3 separate regions of the Homo sapiens genome follow, and regions 2 and 3 are each linked to region 1. A link is a loop called in an ENCODE intact Hi-C map of the cell type or tissue named here. Cell type or tissue: dorsolateral prefrontal cortex. All regions are shown on one strand. Region 1 overlaps SOX2-OT (SOX2 overlapping transcript). Region 2 overlaps SOX2-OT (SOX2 overlapping transcript). Region 3 overlaps SOX2-OT (SOX2 overlapping transcript).

Region 1 (8,000 bases):
TGTATCATATTTGGAGAACAACTTGGCAATATTTATCCAGATTTAAAATGCATGTGCCCCATGAGCCAGCCATTTTACTTTTAGGAATATATACTGCAGTTGCATTTGCACTATTGGCCCAGAGATATTAACAGCAGTATTACTTATAGAAGCAAATCACTGGAAATATCTCAAATGTCTTTTAGTTTGTACCAAGCACCATTAAAATACCTCTGGAGGGCAACGTGAGGAACTGGTCAATCTAAGGTGCTGCATTAAGGGACCAGATTCAGGAGTTAAGATAGTAAATGAACTACTTTTACTATACACGTTTCTGTGCATTTTGATTTTTAAAAAAGAATGTGTATTGAACAAATAAATCCACTAAAACAAAAACACCTTAAGGATGCTTTTGGAGTTTCAGAGAAGAGAACCAAGGAAAAGCAGCCATGAAATTTTCAATTTCTTTCACAGAACGGATAGTTCCAAGGATTATAAGGATACAACGAGAGAGGACAATCTGGAAATAAACCTCAGGATTATATGCTAAATTTGTTGTGCTTGCTGGTTTCCTATCCTGTGTCATATCTTCTTAAAAAAGAAGGACTAAATTTTGCCTGTCATAATGTTAACAGCACTTCCCTGTTTCAATATGAGAAATTAACTCGCAATGGTAATAGAAATAGTTCAAATCATTTAACTTACCAAAGAGCTATAATCATTAACATTCTTTAGGCTGTGTTCCATACAATCAAGAATACTTTTCTATTTTCAAAACCTCATTCACAACCTTGGTAAAAGCTTCCCATTGTAAGGCCATGACATCTAAGGCACCATATTCTTATCTCCATTACTATACAACGTAAGACTAGTGGTCTTATAAATTCCTCATGTTTGCCAAACACATTACATGGAAGATCATAGTGTTAATTTGGAAAGGGAAACAGTTTTATGGCATCTAAAGGACTGAAAAAATTATCTCTAATCCTTTTGGGAATCAAAGAGGCAATAAAGTGAAATTGAGTGCAGAAAGACTCACATTGTAAATCCATTTACTACCAAGCCTTGTTTACACAAGGATTTATTCGTGCCAGTAACTAGTCACCAAAGCTTAATGGCATGACTTTACCAGAATTTCATTTAAAGAAGTGTCTGTTATTTTTTCACAAATAGTGTTCAGCTGATTAAAGCCTAATTACACACATTGAATTAAAGGTGTGAGTACATAATAAAATGTTCCAGCTAAAAGGAATCTGTGCTGGTGTTTGATTTCCAGCTAGTAATTTGGCTGGAATAAAATGGAAACAAGAAAGCAGAATTGTTTAAAAGGTGCAGTTTTATGACAACACGCATTTCTAAACTGGAAATAGAAATACACAAAGATACCATGCACTTTTTAAGTGGGATGTATTGAAATCTAAAACAGCCTTTTCTATTATCCAACATTTATGATAATAATAATAATACAAACCACACTCACAGTAGCCAACAGCCAGAAAAAAACATATTTCCATTTTAACGCCTTTAGATGATCAAAGCAGCAGCTTAATATAATCAGCTGAAATCCATTTACTCGAGAGCTTGCCACTGTGCCCAGGGACTGCTTTCCCTTCCAGCCCTATCTATTCTGGAACAGGTGCTATACTAGTAAATTAATTAGTCTGTGGAGAAGCACCTTGTTCTCCATCTCCGCAGGCCTCTTGTGGGTCAGGGCCTTGAGGACTTCGCCATCTGGGCAGAGTTTCCCCCAGAGAAACAATCAAAGCCCACAGATTGCAGCCTACAGAGGAAGGTTCAGATGACAATTAACCTTATTAGGCCTCATTTTTTACAGTTTATAGTGTGTCAACATGTTGGCTCCGTAAATAATCTGCTACATCAAATAGGTGAAAATACATGTCTTCTCTCTTTGTTAAAAGTTTTAAAGTCCTCTGGAAAAGAAGTATGATATTCAAGGGAAATGGTGTCATTTATAAATATACAAATGTTGGGATTATTGAGTAGGAATCTAGATAGGCTCTAGATTCCACATAAAATTCATGAAAAAAACTAGCATCCATTTCTGCTGGATATAAATTTAAGGGGGGTGCTCAATTTCTTTACCAGATCTTTCAAGTTTTTCTGTCTCAGGCTCAATGCCTCCTACGTACGTGGTCTTGTAACATCTGGCTAACTTCAGAAATATATGTTTCCTTTCAAAAATTACACTTTTGCTCCTTTCTCCAACTACAGTTATACACATAAGATCCTGTTGTCCTAAGAATACAAAATAAAACCAATCAAGACAATTAACATCCACAGCTTGTCACAAAATCAACAGATATTTAAGCCTACATTTTTAATCAAAGTAAGCCTAATTAAACACTTCACAAATGACTTTGCAGCCTGGCACAAAAAAATGCCACATTTTAAAAAGTCCTTAAACATAACGTAAAAGAGAGTTTGCTAACAGATTATCACAAAGATTCTTGTGCGAAAACGCCAAGAGTTCTTATTTACGTTCTGTTCTTTAATTGTTGACAGGGTTTACTGGGTCCCACCATCTCTTTCAATTCTATGACATAATTCGGAGTTAAGATTTTAAACTTGGGAAAATAGGCCCTCCCTGTTGGCTCCTCCCTCTTTTGCAGCTTCCTTAGACAGCTACAGTAGGACCTCCCAAGTCACCACTGGGTTAATGATGTGTTTGGAAGCTTGCTGACAGTGTGAACAGCTTTGTCTTCTCACATATCCCCTGTGTTGATTCACGTGTAAGGTGAAAATATTTGCAAACTCAAACTGTTTGACGTTAAAGCCCAGGAACTCATTTGATTCTGCCTAAAGATAGTTCTGTGGAAATAGAAGTAATGGAGGGAGAAGAAACTTTTCATAAAATGTAGTTTTTATAGCTTTAGAAAATATCACACTCAATACTGCCTTTCTCATTTAAAACAAATTTCTACTGAAGCTACCTTTCAAATTTGGATATAATGTGTTTAGCTTGGAATTTCCCTAGTCTCCTTACAAATGCTTTTATTGTGAAAGTACAAAAAATGAAGTTTGAGATTTAATGGCTACTTTACTTGCCCTTCTACTTTTGGTCAGAAGAAAATCTGGAAACAAGAAACATAAAAGAATTCCCTTAACATATATGAGTGTTCTTATTTACCACGTTTGGTTATTAAATATGTATTTGCCATATCCATTAATAAGTATTAGCTTGTATCTAACATTATTACGATTGTTTTTAATTATGACTTCTTATTGTGATTATATATTGGCAAGAATAGTTGTGATGGAAAACTCAAAGAATTATTCATTAACAGAAATATTAAGAACTTGAAGCTGAGAGTGGCCCATGAAGTTAAGGTGTCTATCCTGATATTGAAGAAAAGTTTAGAACAGCCTCTGACAAAACAGTGCCCTCTAGTGGATATACAAACACCTGGAGTCAAAGCAATTCTCTCACATGAAGTGGGGTCAGGAGTTGGGACTCTGGGGGCATAAAGATGTCTTACTATTACTGCATTAAGAGTAGCAACTAGGGTAATCCCAAAGACAAGAAGGACATGCGTCATTCATACAGTAAGCATATGTTGAGGGCCTACCATGTGCCAATACTGGTGCTAAACACATTGGTTAAAGATGAATAGAAGAGCATCCCTGCCCTCAAGCTCATAGACTAAGATAATCACATTTAAGCAAAGAAAGCATGGAAGAAAGAGAAGTAGAAAGATGGGAAGAGAAGCTAGGTTTTTAAAGGAGGGAAAAAAAATTGAACATTTTCATACTGGCTGTTGTCAAAAAGTGCTAAATCCAACCAACCAAGCATTGAAGTAGTTCTTGAATACCTATGATAGGCCCACCCTCAAAATTAACTGTTAAACCTAGCAGAAGATAAAACTAGATAAACTGTGTTTCCCATAACCCAGGAACTTTCTGTATTACTATCATTTAGAAAGAGCCTAAGACCTTGATATCAGCAAGATCAGGGTTCATATAGTTTGATGAATCTTCAGGAGCAAGGGAAGAGGACATTTCAGAGTTCATAATGCTCCCCAAGATGCTCTCCCATGAGATCATTCCATGCACTCTGACAGAGGTGTATAAGAGTTGTAGTGGCTGGGCATGAGAGGATCAACCTCAAACTTGAGACTGTGCATAATCACTAATTGGAAACACAAAATAACAAATAAAGCACAGATCATTATGTCTTCTTCAGCATTAATGATATTCTATTTTCACCTTGAGTCCTATAAAGCACATCATAGTAATATGTACTTTGAGGCAGTATTGCACACACATATTTTGTTATATACCATTGAGTCATAGATGCCCATGGTGTTATAATAAAATGAAAGGAATGAAGTTGCTTTGGTGAACAATCAAAAGACACACAGGTCCAAGAGAATCAGAAAGAAAATAAGTGACAAATTTAAAGGGTAAACGTTTCCTCTATGATCCTCAATAATAAAAGCTTTTATTACACTCTAGCTTGATTAATTATTCCACTTCCCATGTGGCTGCACTGAACTCTATACATATTTTCATCACAATACCTATTACACTGTAATGCACTTTGTTTATATACCTGTCACCTTTTACCAGACAAATTTCTCAAACCTCCTTGAAGCCAGGGACTATGCTATCAGTCATTGTATCCTTACTTTCCTATTATTTCTAGAATAATACCTAGCACAAAATAGTCACTAAATTAATATTTAATGGTTCATTACTATTCAAAATATGTAATATGTTGAAAGGAATATATTATATCATCATCCAGATTTTGCTGGATAGAAGATGATAGGCAGATCAGGGCCCAGATACTACGCTTTTCCCACAGTCTGCAACCTGCAGACCAGGAGACTCCCTCAGGTGCCTACACCAGCAGGGCCCTAGATTTCAAGCACAAAGCTGGGCAGCCATTTGGGCAGACACTGAGCTAGCTGCAGGAGTGTTTTTTCATACCCCAGTGGCATCAGGAATGCCAGTGAAAGAACCATTCACTCCCCTGGAAAGGGGGCTGAAGCCAGGGAACCAAGTGGTCTGGCTCAGCAGATCCCACCCCCACGGAGCCCAGCAAGCTAAGATCCACTAGCTTGAATTTCTAGTTGTCAGCACAGCAGTCTGAAGTCCACCTGAGTTTCTTGAGCTTGGTTGGGGGAGGGGCGTCCTACCATTACTGAGGCTTGAGTAGGAGGTTTTCCCCTCACAGTGTAAACAAAGCCCCCAGGAAGTTTGAACTGGATGGAGCACACTGCAGCTCAGCAAAACCACTGTAGCCAGACTGCCTCTCTAGATTCCTTCTCTCTGGGCATGGTATCTCTGAAAGAAAGGCAGCAGCACCAGTCAGGGGCTTATATATAAAACTCCCATCTCCCTGGGACAGAGCACCAGGGGAAGGGGTGGCTGTGGGTGCAGCTTCAGCAGACTTAAACATTCCTGTCTGCAGGCTCTGAAAAGAGCAGTGGATCTCCCAGCACAGCGCTCAAACTCTGCTAAGGGACAGACTGCCTCCTCAAGCGGGTTCCTCACACCCATGCCTCCTGACTGGGAGACACCTTCCAGCAGAGGTCGACAGACACCTCATACAGGAGAGCTCCAGCTGGCCTCTGGCAGGTGCCCTTCTGGGGAGAAGCTTCCAGAGGAAGGAACAGGCAGCAATCTTTGCTGTTCTGCAGCCTCCGCTAGCGATACCTAGGCAAATGGGTCTGGAGTGGACCTCCAGCAAACTCCAGCAGACCTGCAGAAGAGGGGCCTGACTGTTAGAAGGAAAACTAACAAACAGAAAGGAATACCATCAACATCAACAAAAAGGACGTCCACAAAGAAACCCCATCCGAAGGTCACCAACATCAAAGACCAAAGGTAGATAAATCCACGAAGATGAGGAAAAAGCAGTGCAAAAAGGCTGCAAATTCCAAAAACCAGAACCCCTCTACTCCTTCAAAGGATCACAATTCCTCGCCAGCAAGGGAACAAAACTGGATGGACAATGAGTTTGATGAATTCACAGAAGTAGGCTTCAGAAGGTGGATAATAACAAACTCCTCCAAGCTAAAGGAGCATGTTCTACGCTAATGCAAATAAGCTAAGAACCTTGGAAAAATGTTAGATGAATTGCTAACTAGAATAAACAGTTTAGAGAAGAATATAAATGACCTGTTGGAGCTGAAAAACCAGCACAAGAACTTCATGAGGCATACACAAGTTATCTATAGCTGAATCGATCAAGCAGAAGGAAGGATATCAGAGACTGAAGATCAACTTAATGAGATAAAGTGTGAAGACAAGATTAGAGAAAAAAGAATGAAAAGGATGAACAAAGCCCCCAAGAAATATGGGACTATGTGAAAAGACCAACACTATGTTTGATTGATATACCTGAAAGTGAAGGGGAGAATGAAACCAAATTGGAAAACACTCTTCAGGATATTATCCAGGAGAACTTCCCCAATCTAGCAAGGCAGGCCAACATTCAAATTCAGGAAATACAGAGAACACCACCAAGATACTCCTCGAGAAAAGCAACCCCGAGACACATAATTGTCAGATTCACCAAGGTTGAAATGAAGGAAAAAATGCTAAGGGCGGCCAGAGAGAAAGGCTGGGTTACCCACAAAGGGAAGCTCATCAGACTAACAGCAGATCTCTCTGCAGAAATCCTACAAGCCAGAAGAGAGTGGGGGCCAATATTCAACATTCTTAAAGAAATGAATTTTCAACCCAGAATTTCATATCCAGCCAAACTAAGCTTCATAAGCAAAGGAGAAATAAAATCCTTTACAGACAAGGAAATGCTGAGAGATTTTGTCACCACGAGGCCTGCCTTACAAGAGTTCCTGAAGGTAGAACTAAATATGGAAAGGAAAAACCAATACTAGCCACTGCAAAAAGATACCAAATTGTAAAGACCATCGACACGATGAAGAAACTGTGTCAATTAACAGGCAAAATAACCAGCTAGCATCATAATGACAAGATCAAATTCACATATAACAATATTAACCTTAAATCTAAATGAGCTAAATGCCCCAATTAAAAGACACAGACTGGCAAGTTGGATAAAGACTCAAGACCCATTGGTGTGCTGTATCTCACGTGCAAAGACACACATAGCCTCAAAATAAAGGGATGGAAGAAACTTTACCAAGCAAATGGAAAGCAAAAAAAAGCAGGGGTTGCAATCCTAGTCTCTGATAAAAACAGACTTTAAAGCAACAAAGAAGAAAAAGGACAAAGAAGGGCATTACATAATGGTAAAGGGATCAACACAACAAGAAGAGCTAACTATCCTAAATATATATGCACCCAATATAGGAGCACCCAGATTCATAAAGCAAGTTCTTATAGACCTACAAAGAGACTTAGACTCCCATACAATACTAGTGGGAGAATTTAACACACCACTGTCAATGTTAGACAGATCACTGAGACAGAAAATTAACAAGGATATTCAGTACTTGAACTCAGCTCCGAAATAAGCGGACCTAATAGACATCTACAGAACTTTTCACCCCAAATCAACAGAATATACATTTTTCTCAGCACCACATCACATTTATTCTAAAATTGACCACATAATTGAAATTAAAACACTCCTCCACAAATGAAAAGAACAGAAATCATAACAAACAGTCTCTCACACCACAGTGCAATCAAATTAGAAATCAGGATTAAGAAACTCACTCAAAACTGCACAACTACATAGAAACTGGACAACCTGCTCCTGAATGACTACTGGGTAAATAACGAAGTTAAGGCAGAAATAAAGAAGTTCTTTGAAAGCAATGAGAACAGAGACACAATGTACCAGAATCTCCAGGACACAGCTAAAGCAGTGTTAAGAGGGAAATTTATAGCACTCAATGCCCACAGAAGAAAGTGGAAAAGATCTAAAATTGACACCCTAACATCACAATTAAAATAACTAGATAAGCAAGAGCAAACAAATTCAAAAGCTAGCAGAAGACAAGAAATAACTAAGATCACAGCAGAAATAAAGGAGATAGAGACATGAGAAACCCTCCAAAAAATCA
Region 2 (8,000 bases), 380 kb before region 1:
TCATTTTAGAGAAAAAACAGTTGTTTTAAATTCTCCAACTGTGATTACTTCGTTTAGTTGTGACCACAACTTTTGTGGGAAAAACAAACCTACACTTTCCTTAACCTTTCTCTAGCCAGTATTAAATGACACTCCAGTGAAGGCTGGGCTACCCTTTCACTGCAAGGACAATTTACCAAGCAGGGAAAACCTCTTTCCCTTAGCCTGGCCCCTGCCACACCGCATAAATGGAATTTAGTCTTCTTTCTTCTGGAATCTTATGGAACATACTGCTACTGTGTTATCCACAAGTTCCCTTTCCAGAATTACAGTTGGACTCAATACAAACCACAAAAGTGATAAAATCTCAGAGGGCTGATGTGTTTGGCACCCAAAAAAACAAGTTGGGGAAAGAAATTAGATCTACGTAACATGTGAGGGACAGACAGGAATACTATCAGAGGAAAAGGAAGAAAGCTTTCACCTGTGGCATGAAAAGAAGTTAAAGCAAACCATTGGAAAAAAAAAGTCATCCTACAATCACCATCATCCCTAAACGAAACTATTACCACTTTTTTCAAAGATCTGCAGCTGCGGCTTGCCCTGGAAAGTGCTCTAAATCAAAGTGTACACCCATCCTGGGCGGGCTGGCATCCTCAAGGCCTCCCATTGACATCTAGAACCCTCTCCCAAAAGCTATTCCGGCCTCAAAAGAAATGCCTGAGAAGTCGGCCTTCCCAGGGGCCCACTTCTGCTTGCCCCCAGCGCCCCTCTTCCAGTCCTGGCTCAGATGGAGTTGGGTTTCCAAACCCATCCCAATGGAATTCTCAGATCGCTGGCCTGATAATCTTTAAAGGCTCCTTCGGAGCTGGGGCTCTGACTTTTATCTTCCCTCCCACCCTTCTTCCCTTTTTGCTGGCTCTCCCCACTCCTTTTTCGTCTCGCCCCACCTCCCCTCCTTAATTTGAAGATCATTGACACGATAGGCTGTAATGAGTCCTTCAGAAACTGTTATGATCTACAGTGACAATCTCTGCACCTAATTCACAGATTATTGACAAGCACCGTGGGCTCAATGGTGTCAAGTTGTACTTGTGGTTTCAACACCCCGCAGCAACCCACGTAGCCGCTGGGCCCTGGATTAGGACCCCCAGTCTGGCAGTGCTTATCTGCCCGTCTGAGTGATGGAGAGATGAGTATCAGTCTATACCTCAACTGCTTCAAGCCCGCCTGGGCTTTCTCCCTGGCGCCTTTGTCTGTGTCAGGGTTGGAGCAACGAAACTGAAAGATCTCCAGAGTTTGAAAACAGAGTGAAAGAGCAAATTTAATAAATGAGAGCTCAGCCTTGAATCTTAGTCTTTATTAATAGAGTCATGTCCCTCACACCCAAATAACTATCAAACTTCAAACCACATGTACTGTTTTTCAGAGTTCGGGTTCTTTCCTGGGTTCATCATGAAAGGTGTGAGGGATGAAGGGGAAAAGGGTCTGAGGAGTTGGCAGGGTCTCAGTGGGCCTAAGCTAAGTGGGCCCATCCGCCTGGATAGTCCTCAGAATCCAGCAAGATTGGTTACTTACAAAGCAGGGCGCCCAGCCAACCCGCGCGGGCTCAGGCCTGGACGCTGGGACAGGAGACCAAAAATGCCCGCCCCGCCCCTAAAGGGCGCTTTGCCGCCGCGGAGAAACGCGGCCCGTTGCCAGCCGCTGCGGTTTTCCCTGCTACTAAGGAATCAAGTCACTCGCTGCCCCCTCCTCAGCCCTCAAAGATGGAGGGGCTGCCTTCCTGCTGGCGGCCTTGGGGAGTGGGATTCGGGCAGGTGCTGGGGCCCCCTGGGACCACAGAAATAACACTGCGTCGGGAGAGCTGGGTGGCATTCCCAGGCCTGGGCCACCCACTTGTTTAGCTCTCTTTCCTCAACTAGGGGTTATGCTTTCTCCATGGGCCCTAGAAAGTTGGGCACTCGCTCCCGGCACGCCCACCCGCCCTCAGCCAGGTGCGGCTTCTCCCTCCTGCCTTCACCCAACAACCTGCTACCCCACAGGCTGGGATCCCTGGGTGCGGAACGGGGTGGAAATCTCCAGGACTCTGCTATTGCACGTTCGACATCACTTCCGAATAGCAGGCATATACTCTCTTTCTGGCGTCGCCTCCAACATTTTGCTGGCTTTGGCCTCCCTACCCCACGGGCTGCGGGAACCACTGAGCAGCCTTCGGACCTCGGCTGTCAGCGCACCGTTTCTTACCTTATCGGTTGGCGCGGGTTCACAAAACTAGCACCGACTATATTATTTCTGTAATGGGGACAAGCCTTTTGGTAGAGCAAAAGGTGGGGGTGCTGTGGCTGGAATCCCGCTTGCCTGTCTTTTCCATAGAATTCGGGGTAGAGATTTTATCAAAAGGCTTGATTCTTCTCTCCTTCCATTGCATCTGAACCTACTTACTAAAAAACCTAAGCCGAGATCTAATTCTGGAACCAGATGGAGAAGTCATCTCTCATCGCACTAAATAGCAATTCCCCTTGAAATGTTATCTCGAATTCGCTAATTTTGGGAGGTGGGAAGAATAAACATAAAGGTATCATAAACCTTGCATAGCCATAGTATTCAATATTTTAAAAAGCCATTCTTTTATGAAAAATTAAGCCGATTTCCGTCAATAAGCAAACTTTAAAAACGCGATCTCTAAACTTCTTAAGGGTAAAGTTAAAATCAATAACCATAACCCTGAAGATGTAAATCTTAAAACATCTTGTTCATTTAGCACAGTAATTATTTCTATTTGATTTTAAACAATTAAGCAAACCCACATTTCCCTATTGTTTTAAATTCAGAGGATGTGCCATTTTTACAGTTTCTCTTTCTGAAATAATTCAAAGGCTACTTTTGCCCTCACTTGCTGACCAAAAAGAAGAAGAAGAAATAATAATAATAAAAAAGGCAAAGCTCTTTATTATGTAGACAGGTAGTTTTTTGGAAGTGTAAAAATACTCCCCCTTCCCTAGGATAATTTGGATTCCTGGTCAACGAAATGCTGAATTTCAAAGAAAACCTTCCCTACCATTGGCACACCTTCCCCGAAATCCTACGGCTAAGATGAAAGAAAAAAGATACCAGGCACCTGTTTCTTAGCCAGTATGTGTTTCTTAGCCAGTATCTGGGAAGGAAAAACTTTGACCAGGATTGGTCTAGGGGATGGGAAACACTCAAAGAAGAGACTGGTCTTTTAATTATACTCTGGAAATAAACACATAAAAGCAAGTTATTTCGTTTACTCGAAGGCTCAGTTACGATACTTGCAGGACCTCTGAGGGCATTCAAGACGCTGCTGACAACGTCAAAACAGCAAGCAGCAGCATCTTCCGTTTAATTTTTTGAAATGTGGACAAAACGGAGGAAGTATACTTTGCTTGATTCTCCACGGCTACAGAAAAATGCTTTGTTTTTCGTCACTTTTCTTTACCTGTTTTACCATCGCAGAACCTTTCAAAAGAGTTACAAAACCAAACCGGGTGGGGGATGGCTGGGATGTGAGGAGGACAGTCTTTATTTTTTATTGAATTAAAATTGTAGTATCGCCTCTTTAGTTTTTTATTGAGTTAATATTATATTATTTTTCAAGGATATAAAAATTTGTTTTCGCATCCCGTTTCTTTTTTGGAGGGCAATAAAAGAGTTTTCTCTAACCCCAGAGCAGGATTCCAGCGATTTCTGGGACTGGCGCTGCGCAGCTCCTACTGTGTCCAACAGGGGGCGCTGGGCACGAACCTGCGCAGCGGCTCAGTGCCGCTTCACATCTGAGTCGGGTTCCAGCCCCGGAAGGCGAGAGCCGCTCGCGGGGTCGAGTACAGAGCTTTAGTCTTCGTGGATAAAAAGAGATTAAAGGCTAAATTCTTTTTTGGGGATATGTGTGTGTGTGTGTGTGTGTGTGTGTGTGTGTGTGTGTGTTGGTGTGTGTGTGTGTATATGTGTGTATGTGTGTGTGCGCGCGCGCGCATGGGGGGGTGGTTATCAATTTTAACCAACTACGAAAATGCAGAGCTTTTTATCCTTTGATGTTCTCATAAAGAAACTCCTATCGGATGAGAAATTACACGGTTTCTGAGCCAACACTGCAGCTATAGTGTGGGGGAAATTATTTAATTAAAAATATATTTTTCCATCTGTTCACATGATCTTTTTAGAAGTACTTAAAAAGCTGACACTGATCCCTTTGGCCTGTTAACCTTGCCCCCAGTTTCAAATACTTTTAACTATATCGAAGGCCTTTCTATTAATTTGAAGGAGAAAAAAAGGAGACCTAAATATTTAAATCACCCCTAAATAGTTACTCCTCTGCACTCCCCCGTCCCACCCTTTCTTTAAACAGGGGCTTTTATGTGAGTGACACATTTCACACTTCCGATTCTGCAAAGCCAGGTATAAATGACAAGGAGCGGCTCTAAATAATAATAATAATAAAATCTAATTTGGGACTACATAACACCCAAGTAGAGTAGAAGATCTAAATAAAATTGTAATCCACCCACCCACCCCCCCCCAACCCAACTTAAAAAAAAAAAACCCTTCACCTGTATTTAAATAGCGTGTCTTTAATTACAGCAGTTGGGGATGCATGAGGCTGAAATGAAATTAGCAGTCATTACCAGTCCTTTAACTCTGTGGTGCTTTTGATCAGCACTAAATTAGCTTTCCAGTCCTAACAAAGACTCTACAGCAAGCAGTGGGCTGTAAATAAGACAGCGCGACCTGCCCTCAACACCTTTTCTCTTGTCAATCATAGCTCTATCATTCAGCCCAAGATTAACCTTTATCTATCAAATTAAAAAAAAAGAAAAGAAAAAAGAAGGAAAGAAAGAAGAAAAAGAAAAAAGAAAAAGAAGGCGGGAAGGAAAGCCCCCTGACCACCACATGTCGCAATAACAGAGGTTCCCAAGAGCCCCCTTAAAAGTGTATTATAATGAGCCCATGTCAGAATCTGCAATTTCCAAATCATCCCTTCCTACTCCACCCCCTACACCTCTCGAGTATGTTAGAAGAGTCAGAATGCTGTTCAGGTAGGAAACGAATCCTACACCCTCTCCCCCGCCCGCAATGGCTAATTGGGCGTGGACCACCCTCCATAAGTCAATTTGCCATTAGCCTGTCCTCTTCTATTAGTCTAACAAGATTTAGGGAGAGGAGGGGATGTTTGAGGAGGAAACACTGGTGAGTTTAAGACATATATATATAAGTTCCTAGGCTGAAAACAATCAATTTACTCCACTAATAGTCTCTAGTTTCTAAGTCTGCGGAGGAAAAAAACCAACAGCAATAACAAAAACCCAGCTGCTTTTCCCAGTACTGCATTACGAAAGTAAAACATTGGTTCAAGTTGCCATTAGAGGGCGCCAAAGAGCAAGCCCCATCACCCCTCGCTCGACTTCCCGCAGAAACCCTCCCACCTTCCAGCTTCGCCATGCTCTGTAATTCCTTCTCTCAGGTAATATTTCCTGCTTATTCTGCCCCCATGCATTTCTATCTTCCTCTATGTCAATCTCTTATAAAAAACGAGGTATCGCCATGTCCCCTTCCTCTTGTTTTGCAACTTCCCCCTACCCGTAACCACCACCAAAATAGTTAAGACGCCGATTGAAGTAGTAGCAACCCCTTAATGATATGTACCTTTTGAATCAAATCACTCTTTCCATTTAGTAACATTGGTCTGGAAGAGGTTCTTTATGGGGGTGAAATGCTAGAGTTTAACATTTTTAAGATGGAAGCCTGAATTTTTCATTAGTGGGTTTCTTTCTGGGGGCTCACAGATCTATTTCTTCAGTTTCATAGTAAAAGAAACACACCCTTGTAAGACAACTGATTAAGTTCAGTACCAAAACCGTCCAAAATAGGATGAAATAATGTCATTTCATTTCTGCATTTGTTAAATCTAAATTAGAATTTAATTCCAAAAGTTAACGCTTTCAGACTTAAATCTACCAGTGTTAAATGACTGCCACACAGGGTGTATTTCCAGATCTCTTAAAGGTCAAAAGAAAAAAAAAAAAAAGAAAGAAAAACAGAATGAGTGGGGAAGAAAGTGAGGTGGGGGGAGGAGTGAGCTAGCAGTGAATGTCAAAGTTGGGTTGCAAGCTACTTACATGTCCATGCCAGATCAGGGTGTTGTCTTGTAGCAGTTTGATTGGCAGGTAAAAAAGCGAAAGAACGTGAGGGCTCCCTGAGCCTCTTGTCAGCCCAAGCTTGATCACTTCTCACCGGACAGAACCAGTTGAAGGAGCTTGCAGTTCCCCTCTCGTCCTTCATCCAAGGCACCGTGAATCCATTTCGGCTTTTCTTCCCCCCAGTCTTTCCATCAGCCTCCTGCCTTCACCCACATCGCCTTACACCAGCCTCCAAGACCTAGCCTAGCTTTGCCACTGCAATCCCCTGCAACAAGAAAAATCGTTTATGGCTTAAAACCCCAAATGGCTGATTTTTTAAAAGAGAGAGAGAGAGAGAGAGGGAGAGGGAGAGAGAGAAGAGAGAGAGGGTGAGGGGGAGAGAGAGGGGGAGCGAGAAGAATGCACCCAGAGAACAACAAAAAAGTCAGTTATCCTAACACTGCTCTATCCCCCCACCGTACAGAAGAAGAATAAAAAAAAAAGCTTTATGTTTTTTCAGTGGGTATTCAAAGATAATTTGATGCCATTGTTTCTGCTACAGATGGTTCTTTTAAATACAATAACACGGCTCTTTGTGCAGGCTACCCACAATAAAAATCGAAAGCGTTCCCCTGAATAACCATTTTGTTCTCTCTTGTATGGGGCCAACAAAAGATGCCGTGAGGTAATGGGTTCTGTTTATTGAAGCCATAGAATAGGGGTTTGATAAAGATTTTTTTAAAGCAGAAGACCTTGCAAGGTCGGGCTGATCTCTTCATATTTTTTTATTACAATATTTGTCCAATAGATTATTCCTTGGTGCAGCTGCAGGTTTCCTCCTCAATTCTTAATCAGCCCAAACATCTGTCTCTTTGAGGAGGCTTTTAAAAATCTACAATTGTATCATTGGTGCAGTAACCTTATCAAACCCTGAGTTTTTAGGCTCAGTACAGGCAAAGGCAATGAAGTTTCAATTCTATTTGGTCCTGGTGGGGTGAGGCAGAGGGTTGGGGGAGAGGAGATAAGCAACCCCAGATAGAGTGACTGAAAAAAAAATGAGGCTTTACTCTCCCCCACTCTCTGGTTGGCCGTGCACAACTGTATGAGCCAGACACACAGATCACTGAGGGCTTCTTTCATCCCAAGGTGTTTCTCCCCATCTCTGCAAGACCCCGCCAGTATGCGCATGCTAGACAGGGGCTAGGCATGTTTTCTTAACATACTTGCCCTTTCCTCCAGTAAGGTCTCCAATCCTGGAAAACCTAGGATGGGAGCCCAGTGGGAGGAGTGGAACAAGCTAAAGGTTAGTCTTTAGCACCCAGAAAGTCCTACTCTTGGCTCTTTTTGATTCATCATTAGCTAGCTTTGACTCACTAATTGCAGCCATGTGAGGGACTGGTGGCCACAGCCTTCCTATTACAGCACCCTATCCCCTCAGGCTTGCTCTTACAGCCACCTGGCTTCCTCCCTCTCAGTTCCACAGAGAGCCTCCGCTTCCTCTCACAAGGGAAGCCCTGCCACCTAGACCCCCCTGAGGTCTGTATCAACTCTGAGAGAGCCTGAACACTTGGCAGTGAGGGCGCTGTGGGGGACAGTGTTAGTTACTGACTAGGTTTGTCTACCTTTCTATAGGAATTAATGCCAGGGCTCTCTGGGCCTCCAATAGCCCAGAGTGACAGTAATCCACTTTCATGACTCCTGCTCTGTGTTGTCACTTGTGGCAAGAAAATAATGTGGAAAAATGGCTTTAATCTTAAAAACATGTTTTCACTGGATTCTCTACCTCTGTCCTCCACCCAGTTCATTTCTCCCTTTCTTCTCATAAACCATTTTAAAGATAAACACACTCAAATGAATCCCTCGACTAACTGATCTCAACTTCCACTT
Region 3 (8,000 bases), 240 kb before region 1:
TGTGTCTTCGTGTGAAAAATTACATGTAGAATATTCTGTTGGTAAGAGTTATTTAAATTATTTACTGGCTCTTTTTCAGTTCCCTGGAAAACACGGAGGGTGCTCTCACTATTTGTCTGGCTTGTCTGGCTTTCGCACAACTAGATTTGAAAAATCATGTTGGAATGTGAGTCCAAAGCATCAAAATTTGTGAAAGCAGAGTGTTATCCCAAAAGTGTCAAGCAGCCAAATGGTACCAATTTCAACAATGGCACTAGAGTGTTTTTCTGAAAGATAGTTTCTGTTTTAAATCCCTGGTTTTTTTTTGTCCAGCATCTATAGTTGTCCCAGAGCAGGACAAAGATCCAGCAGCACCTAAGCTTTTATCTTTTACTTTCTTTGGAAAGTCACTTGACATTCCTGCTGCATTAAAAAAAAAATTTGTTGTTTGTTTATTAGACCCATTGATCGGACATAGTTTTGGGGGGTAGATTAGTATTTTATGAAAGATTACATATGTTTAGAAAAATAATAAGTACATTTTATATTTATGTACAAACACAAATCTAAAAGATCAAAGACAAGATCTAGGTTGAATATTATTCATCATTCATTCATTCATAAATATTTATTACATATATACAAGGCAGTTGGCAGGCTTTGTGAAGAAGTATATAGATGAATCAGACACAAATCTATTTTCATTTCTTCCTATTAACATTACTGAAAAATATATAGATAGCTAAATGGGGATAAAGGAAGGAAAGAAGGAGAGAGAGAACAGGAATGATAAAAACAAATGTGGCAAAATCTTAATGATTAATAAATTTTGAAATAAGTTTATAAAGGAGTGTTTTGTATTATTCTAGATTTTCTGTATATGAGATATAATTTTACAATTAAGTTTTTGAGTGTCTGCTCTGAAAAAAAAAGTAGCTCAAATACCTAAGGAACAGACAGTTTGTGAGGTTTAGGGTCCTACTCAATTGTGGGAACTTCATCTCAAGTCTCTTTACTTCCTTACCGTTTCTGAAATCATTCTTCAAAGTTGGAGTGCACTCAATAAATGTATAAACACCGAATCCTTATTTTTTTTTCCCTTTGGAATCCCAATTTCCAGGGAGTATGTCTTTAGGTCAGACCACAAAACCATTGTAAACTGCATATACAATATACAAGAGAAAATATGGAAGGGACACTGTTGTCAGCAATTGTGTGTAAGCCTCACCAACTAAAAGGCAGTGGATTTAGACTGATGATTTCTTTTGCCATCTACTATCATTTAAAACTGTCTATCCTCACTCACAAACTGTGAGCTGTTGAAAACTGGGCTTTTATTTTTCTCATCTTTATATGTCCAGCAGAGACCCTTGCATGTAGTAAGTGTTCAATTTATGTTTGTTGGCTGCATGAGTGAATTAATATAGATTCAAAGGTTTTTGTGCCTGAGATCTTCAAATTGATTTCATTTTGTTTTTTTTTTTTTTTGCACTAACACTACACCGATCTTCATGAGTCTGAGTTAGTCCCGCCTGTAAAATTTGATCTATATGATTTTTTTTATAATAGCCTTCTTAATTAGAACTGCGGTATGCAGACTATATTTAGGATATGGTATACGAGGAGTTTGTCAAAAGGAAAGCAGACTTGAAATCTGGAGAATATTAGTGGTCAGCTAATATATTTAACATGTGGTTAAATATTTAGTACGTTTGATTGTGTCTCTTTAAAATGAAAGCCTTATATTATGTATATATTTTTGAAATGACATTTGAATAAAAATATAAAAGGCATCTAAAGAGATGATGGGCACTTCTGGACTTGGAAAACCCCTCAGGTTTGATAACAACATTTTGAGTCATCTAAATTCATACTTATTATCACTTAAGTGAGCACTGATGCTGGCACTGGATCTTATACACATATTCAGATTTTTGTTTCCCTCATCATTCTGAAGGTTATCTCCCTGGTCGCTCTGAAAATCAGGTGACAACCATTTCCCATGATGCTTTAAGGGGTGTCAAACTGTCCATCAAGCTGTCACCTGACCAGTCGTTCCCATGGTTCTTTTAGACTTCCAGTATGATAAATTGAAAGGGACTATTATCTGTCTGTTGTGAAGAGGAACTGTTTGGGCTTTGATAAGATATCACTACTCCCAGGTGAGAGGCTGCTGACAGCACATCAAGGCAAAACAACACATACAAACACTGAACAGGGGAGCACACGTTTACAAACATCTGTTGTCATTATTTATTACTTTTCTTCGGCTTTAAGTTTCTGACTCATCCTTAGATAATTCAAGAACAGATATTTTGCTTTCTTACTTGCAAAAACAGTTGCAGCTCTTTTCATCTTAGGAGAAGAACCTTAAAATTGAAAATACACCTTCCTACCTTTTTGGTTCATGGCATATATGCTTTCTATCTTGCAGCCAACAAGTTCTGTGTTCCTGCTGATGACATCATTTACTTTAAAAAAGTATCTGAGAATAAATACATGTCACTATAACAAATATGTGAATTTTAGGGATAAATATAATAAAATTAATTAATTATGCCTGAGAGGTCATTATTAATGTACCACTTTACAAGAAATATGAGCTGGTTTTAATGTTAGCTTGTATTAATTTATATTTTAGAATTGATAAGGTCAAATATTTCATGAGAAATAATGTTTGTGACTTATTTTTGCAGCTTCAATTTTTAATTGCTCTGAATTATACTAATAGAAACATAAAAACTTGAATTTGTGCACAAGGAACATGAATAGAGGGAAAGATATTGTCCTCAGTGGACCAAGGTTGTAGTTAGGATTGGAATCAGGAAACTTAACTGTAAAGGCAGGGGGAAGCTTGGGAGGCAAAAGTTTTCAGACGGAAAGCTGTCTGGAAAGTAGGTATATTTTATTAGAGCTACAGAGACAATTTTACACTTAGAATGTAACTCCTTGGACATATATATCTAAATAGGAGTCAATGGAAACTTATGTATTAAGGGCTGAATTCTTGAATCTTTACTACTTGTAAACATAATTTTACTCTTTAGCAGTTATTCTCTATTTTGTGATTTGTCCTTTTTCTCTTTTTTCTCTGCTACTCTAATGACATATGCTGACAGGTTTTCCATGTGGCTCTGTGCCCTTACATGCTATCATTATATGAACAACTAAAGATGCCCTTTGGGGATCACTTGGGGAAAGTAATCTGTTGTTATTTATTGTGTTTTTTAGCAGAATAAAAGTACTGTAGTTGGTTGCTAACATCACCACCTTGTGTACAAATATTTTTTTGCATGCAGTTTCCTAATATCATTAAGCTGTATTGTAATTTCATTACATAGTAATGTAGCACTTCGATTACAGACATTTAAATAATTTTGTAATTCAAAATTGGAAAATAATAAACCATGGTTTATTTTTAGTCCCTTGTAATTAGTTAGCCAACTAACACTCCACTGAACTCATACAAGAAGCAAAAATGCCCCAGAACCCTTATAAACTGGGCATTGGTCAAAATACTCTTTCAAACAATGATTTAGGAATTCAGAGTAAAAAAGGCAAAGAAAGAATTAAATTCCTAAAGATTCATAATAATACCAATAGTACATATGGCTAGTGCCTAGGGCATCTAATTAGTGAACCCCTAATTCTAACAAATGTAATCTCTAATTCTGGCAAATCTAACTAAGGCATTTTTAGCTCACCCAATGGGCTAATATTGGAAATTACTACTTACTTCAAAGTATGATTTTGGTCTCTATCCAAAGAGTAGAACCTCTTGATAAGTTTCTGAATGTCAAACTTCTTTTTCTAGCGGCTTCTGGCATGTCAGAGCTCCACAGCAAGTTTTATAATTTTGACAGTCCTTGGCGATCAATGAAGTTGACTGGACTCCATTACTTTTCCAAACAGAAATACCTTGCAGTCCAATGAAGGAAGTAGTGGCTAGAGGGGAAAGTACCAGAATATTCAATACGTTTGTCTTAGGTCCCAAAGGAAACAAACAAATGTGTTCCCTGTTATTCTTTCTCTCACAATAAAAATTTTAGACCATTTCTAGAAAAAAGCAATTTTGCATTTGTATTTTTGTGTTACTTCTTTCAGTTTGTCTCCCTTTTGGTAAGTGAACTTGTTTTAAAATGTTACACGTTGTTGGAAAGTAGCATGGAATGCTTCTTTTAGTTCTACGTAAAGGTAAAGTTTGATTATATGGCAAAAAATTAAAAATGCTGCTAAGGATACAAGGTAAAACATAGCAATCTAAAAGAGAGAGAGAGAGAGAGAGAGAGACAGAGTGTGTGTGTGTGTGTATGTGTGTGTGTGTGTGTGTGTGTGTGTATGCTCGATAGCAATCCTATGAGGTTGGCAGGGCAGGGTAACCAGTTTTATAGATGAGCAAATCAACGATAAGGGACATGACAGGACAATGCAAGTCATACACATGTGGTAGCACAGCCAGTAAACAACTCAGTCAGTTCAGTGTTATGTCCTCTATACTACTTTTGTCCTTAGGGACTAGTACAGTACTTTAGTAATGTGGATATTAGGAATAAAGGCCATTTTGTTAGAAGTTTCACCCATTTTTCATGGAAGTCTATCCATATAGGATTCTGTTGAAAAGTCAGCCTGGTGCCATACTGTCAAACACAGAAGTAGAAATTCACCACTTAACTCCTTATGTTCTTAACTTAGAATTAAACACACAGTCATGTGAAAGGTGTTTCATTTAGCTCTAACAATAAATGAATGTGTGCACATTTATATGCATGGTAAATATGTAGAACTTAGATATGTAATGATTTATGAAGCATAAAATGAAAATTTTTGGAAATGTACCTAAAAGGAGTAAAAATCATAGACACCTCCTTGTGGATATTATTTTAGAAAGCTTCAGGCTTTCATCCTAGTGTTATTTACTTCATACTAAACAGTCATTTCAGATGTAGGATGTTTGAAGGGGGCCAACCACTTATGATCTTCATAGGAAAAAATAAACTTGCAAAGTCTTCAGAATGTCTGGTGGATGTTTTCCCATTATGTTGAATCTACTTATGTTAAGCAATGTGACCAAACTGAATACAGCTATATGTAAAACTGAGATTCATTGAACTATTCACCTTTTTGATTGATTACTCATATATCTACAATGCCACGACAGAAATGACAATATTGCCACATTTTAATAAAGATGACTTTTGAGATTACAAAAATAGAATTAGATTATATACATTTAAAAAAATCTCATTTTGATTTTTAAATTTACACAGGAAAATAAAGAGTACTACTTCGTGGAAATTGCTGAACAATTTCTTACTTTTTCCAAAAGATTCAGAGAACAAAACAGATTTCTGTAAGTCAAAGTGCAGCCAAATGTTCTCTTTGGCAAATATTAGAACTCACTTCTACGTCTGGGACATTAGGAAAATGCACTTGAATAAAGATAAAATTGAACAAACCTATCACTACCTAGAAAAGAAAGAAGTAAACAGTGGAGTTTATCTAAGCTAACTTTATTTCCCAAACTCAAAATCATAACAATAAAGTCCTTTACATGAGCAACTTTGTGACCTGAAGGAAGAGGCTGTCTAATTTCTTTCCATGCATCAAGCCAAATAAATGAAGGGAGAAAATCATTCTCTGTTGGCCTCCTGTGTAAGATTTCTTTTCTTATCATCCCATCTAGTCATATCTTTCTGCAGTCTGAATTACCCTCTTTTCCTCAGACTGGTAAGGCAGTGAAAGGATGTTTGTTCTGCTAATTAACTTTATTACCCTGATAACTCCCTGCAGCCTTTGAGGAAAACAATTACCGTTACTCCTTTTTTCCCCCACTGGCAAAAAAAAAAAAGAAAGAAAAAAAAAGAAAAAAGAAAAAAAAAGAAAAAGAAAAAAAGACTATTAATTAGAAACGAGGCCCAGGTCCCTGCCATGTTATCCTGCCACGTTCCCAGGCCCTCGAGCAGGATAGCATTACATTGTCAGTAGTAATTTAGCTCTCATCTGTCTCTGCTAATTATTGTCACATTCATCAAATTCATCAACAAAAGTGCTCTCAGAAGGATTGCATATTTGCAGTTAATACAGCATAAACTGGTATTACCCATCACCACATTTGTGATGATGAGAGGGACACAACTTATTCATCCCTAATTAGAGCAAGCTGGGTAATTAATTATGCATTCCGCCTTATTACTTCTGAGTTCCCAGATATTGTTTGTCTAAAAAGGGGGAGAAAGCAGGAGAGAGAAGCCTGAAAATGCAAAAAAAAAGGGTGATGTGTTTTGTCACATGCGCTATGCCATAATTCCCACCTGACAAACTAGCTGAATCAGTGGAAAATTGCGAGTTGTCAGCAGCAGAATAAACTGCTGTAATAGCTGATTAATGATCAGCACCTGTGACAGGTGCTGTACGGGACTGTAAACTTGGTTTGATTAACAGTCACTGGACGAATAAATATTAGTGACAGTCAGCGGAGAGCAAGTTTGCTTGTTTTCTTCCCTGTTAACAAATCGCACGCATTAAAGTTATTGATATTTCTGTCTGAGACACTCTATTTTTTTGTAGTTATCTGGCAACATTGGCAGTGAGTTTTAATGGATCGTGTTTGTTCCCGTTCTGTTATTTTATTTCAGAACTAAATTGTATTTTGACAAGATGACCTATAGGGGTTTAAATTCACCAGGTGTGGAAGAAAGACTAAAAAATAACAGGATTCACACTTGGTTTAATTTATGCTCACCTGCTAGTAATCTGTGTGTGTATGTGTGTGTGTATACATATCCACATACATACATATATTCATTATACCCATTTACATGTATGTACAATAATTATTAAGGGATATTTATGCTAAAAACCATAGTCACAAACATATAGATATGTGATGTTCGCTTGTTTTTTAGTTTTAATTGTTTCTTTCTTCCTTCCTTGCATTGGATATTTTCCCTGGAAACGTTGGCAGTGTGAGTTATCCCAACCCCATGTCTCAATCCAGAATTGAAGGGACCATTTTCCTGAGGCAGCTATTCAAAACTGCTGCCAGCTTGATTGTTTCTACTGAATTGACCAGTTTCAAACAGATTGGTCAAGAGGTGATTAACCTGTTTGAGCTAACTGGTGATTAACCAAGAGTCGAGTTATGTGCACAGGCAAGCAAAGTGTAAGTAATGAAAGGAACCCAATTTATTTTATTTTATTTTTTAAATTTATTTTTTGTTTTTAGGTCATAGTCAAAGACGCTATTTGCCTTAACTGTGGTTCTTTTGGATTCTTGAATTATATATGGAGAGATTAAAATTGTGGATTTTTGGAATCCTAAAGACATAGATTCAAATTGTGGTCCTGCTAACTAGCTGTGAGTTTGGATAAGTTACTTAATCTGTCTGATCTTTCCATTTTTGCAGTGCAATGTGAGGGCATTTCCAACTTGTATTATGCGGTTACTGAGAAGGTTAAATGAGATAATGTATGTAAAGCACCCTAGCATGGTGCCTGGCATAGACATGGCTCAATGATTAACAATTTAATTACTATTAATACAACAGTTTGAAATTGAATAGTCAGATTATTTTCATATTCTGTTTCATATGATGAACTGCTTTAACACCAATTAAATTATTTTTTTTCTCCACAGACTCCAAAATAACAATGAAAATTAAAAAGCAAAACAAGATTACGCTCATTTGTTCCTGAGTAAAGACTAAGATTAGTAATATCCCAGGGTAGTCGATATCCCAAGGTGCTACTCTAAGCTATTCAGATACTTCTTAGAGGCACAAAAGTTGCAACTGGTCAAGCGAGGTAGACTTTTTTTTTTAAATAGAGATGCCAGGACCCACCACTAGGTACTCTGCTTCTATTCATTTTGGGGAGCCCCTTGCTCATGGGCATGTTTAAAAAGTTCCTGGGCCGGATGCGTTGGCTCATGCCTCTAATCCCAGCACTTTGGGAGGTCGAGGCAGGAAGATCACATGAGGCCAAGAGTTCAAGAACAGCCTGTCCAACACAGTGAAACCCCT

The links. Peaks named below come from ENCODE experiments on the same cell type or tissue, not always from the same donor. Only the 100,000 strongest peaks of a DNase experiment are listed, where the experiment ranks them.
Region 2: a loop joins it to region 1, with 11 times the contacts of the local background. A loop is called at or near these places in 60 of 110 quality-filtered maps.
Region 3: it touches region 1 in a loop (6-fold over the local background); 12 of 110 quality-filtered maps call a loop at or near these places.

Annotation. Positions count from the first base shown.
Region 1 is chr3:181,322,210-181,330,209 of GRCh38, reverse strand. The region is part of intron 3 of SOX2-OT (SOX2 overlapping transcript); the gene reads right to left. Among named protein-coding and RNA genes, the nearest start is that of SOX2-OT, 270 kb to the right of the region's middle. In dorsolateral prefrontal cortex, CTCF peaks have their summits at 3,186 and 3,385 (motif pointing left); no DNase peak of the experiment used is centred here; H3K4me3 peaks cover 2,898 bases; H3K27ac peaks cover 3,616 bases.
Region 2 is chr3:181,697,997-181,705,996 of GRCh38, reverse strand. SOX2-OT (SOX2 overlapping transcript) reads right to left here. Exons shown (of 7, transcript NR_075092.1): 6 at 6,114-6,399. Among named protein-coding and RNA genes, the nearest start is that of SOX2, 9.9 kb to the left of the region's middle. RefSeq lists an enhancer at 707-1,208. In dorsolateral prefrontal cortex, CTCF peaks have their summits at 3,482, 3,686 (motif pointing right), 5,145 and 5,353 (motif pointing right); DNase peaks (open chromatin) are centred at 1,616, 3,756, 5,386, 6,330 and 3 weaker places; H3K4me3 peaks cover 8,000 bases; H3K27ac peaks cover 8,000 bases; H3K27me3 peaks cover 7,197 bases.
Region 3 is chr3:181,559,644-181,567,643 of GRCh38, reverse strand. It overlaps SOX2-OT (SOX2 overlapping transcript), which reads right to left. Exons shown (of 7, transcript NR_075092.1): 4 at 3,716-3,924. Among named protein-coding and RNA genes, the nearest start is that of SOX2, 150 kb to the left of the region's middle. In dorsolateral prefrontal cortex, a CTCF peak has its summit at 3,255; a DNase peak (open chromatin) is centred at 5,923; H3K4me3 peaks cover 5,292 bases; H3K27ac peaks cover 7,763 bases.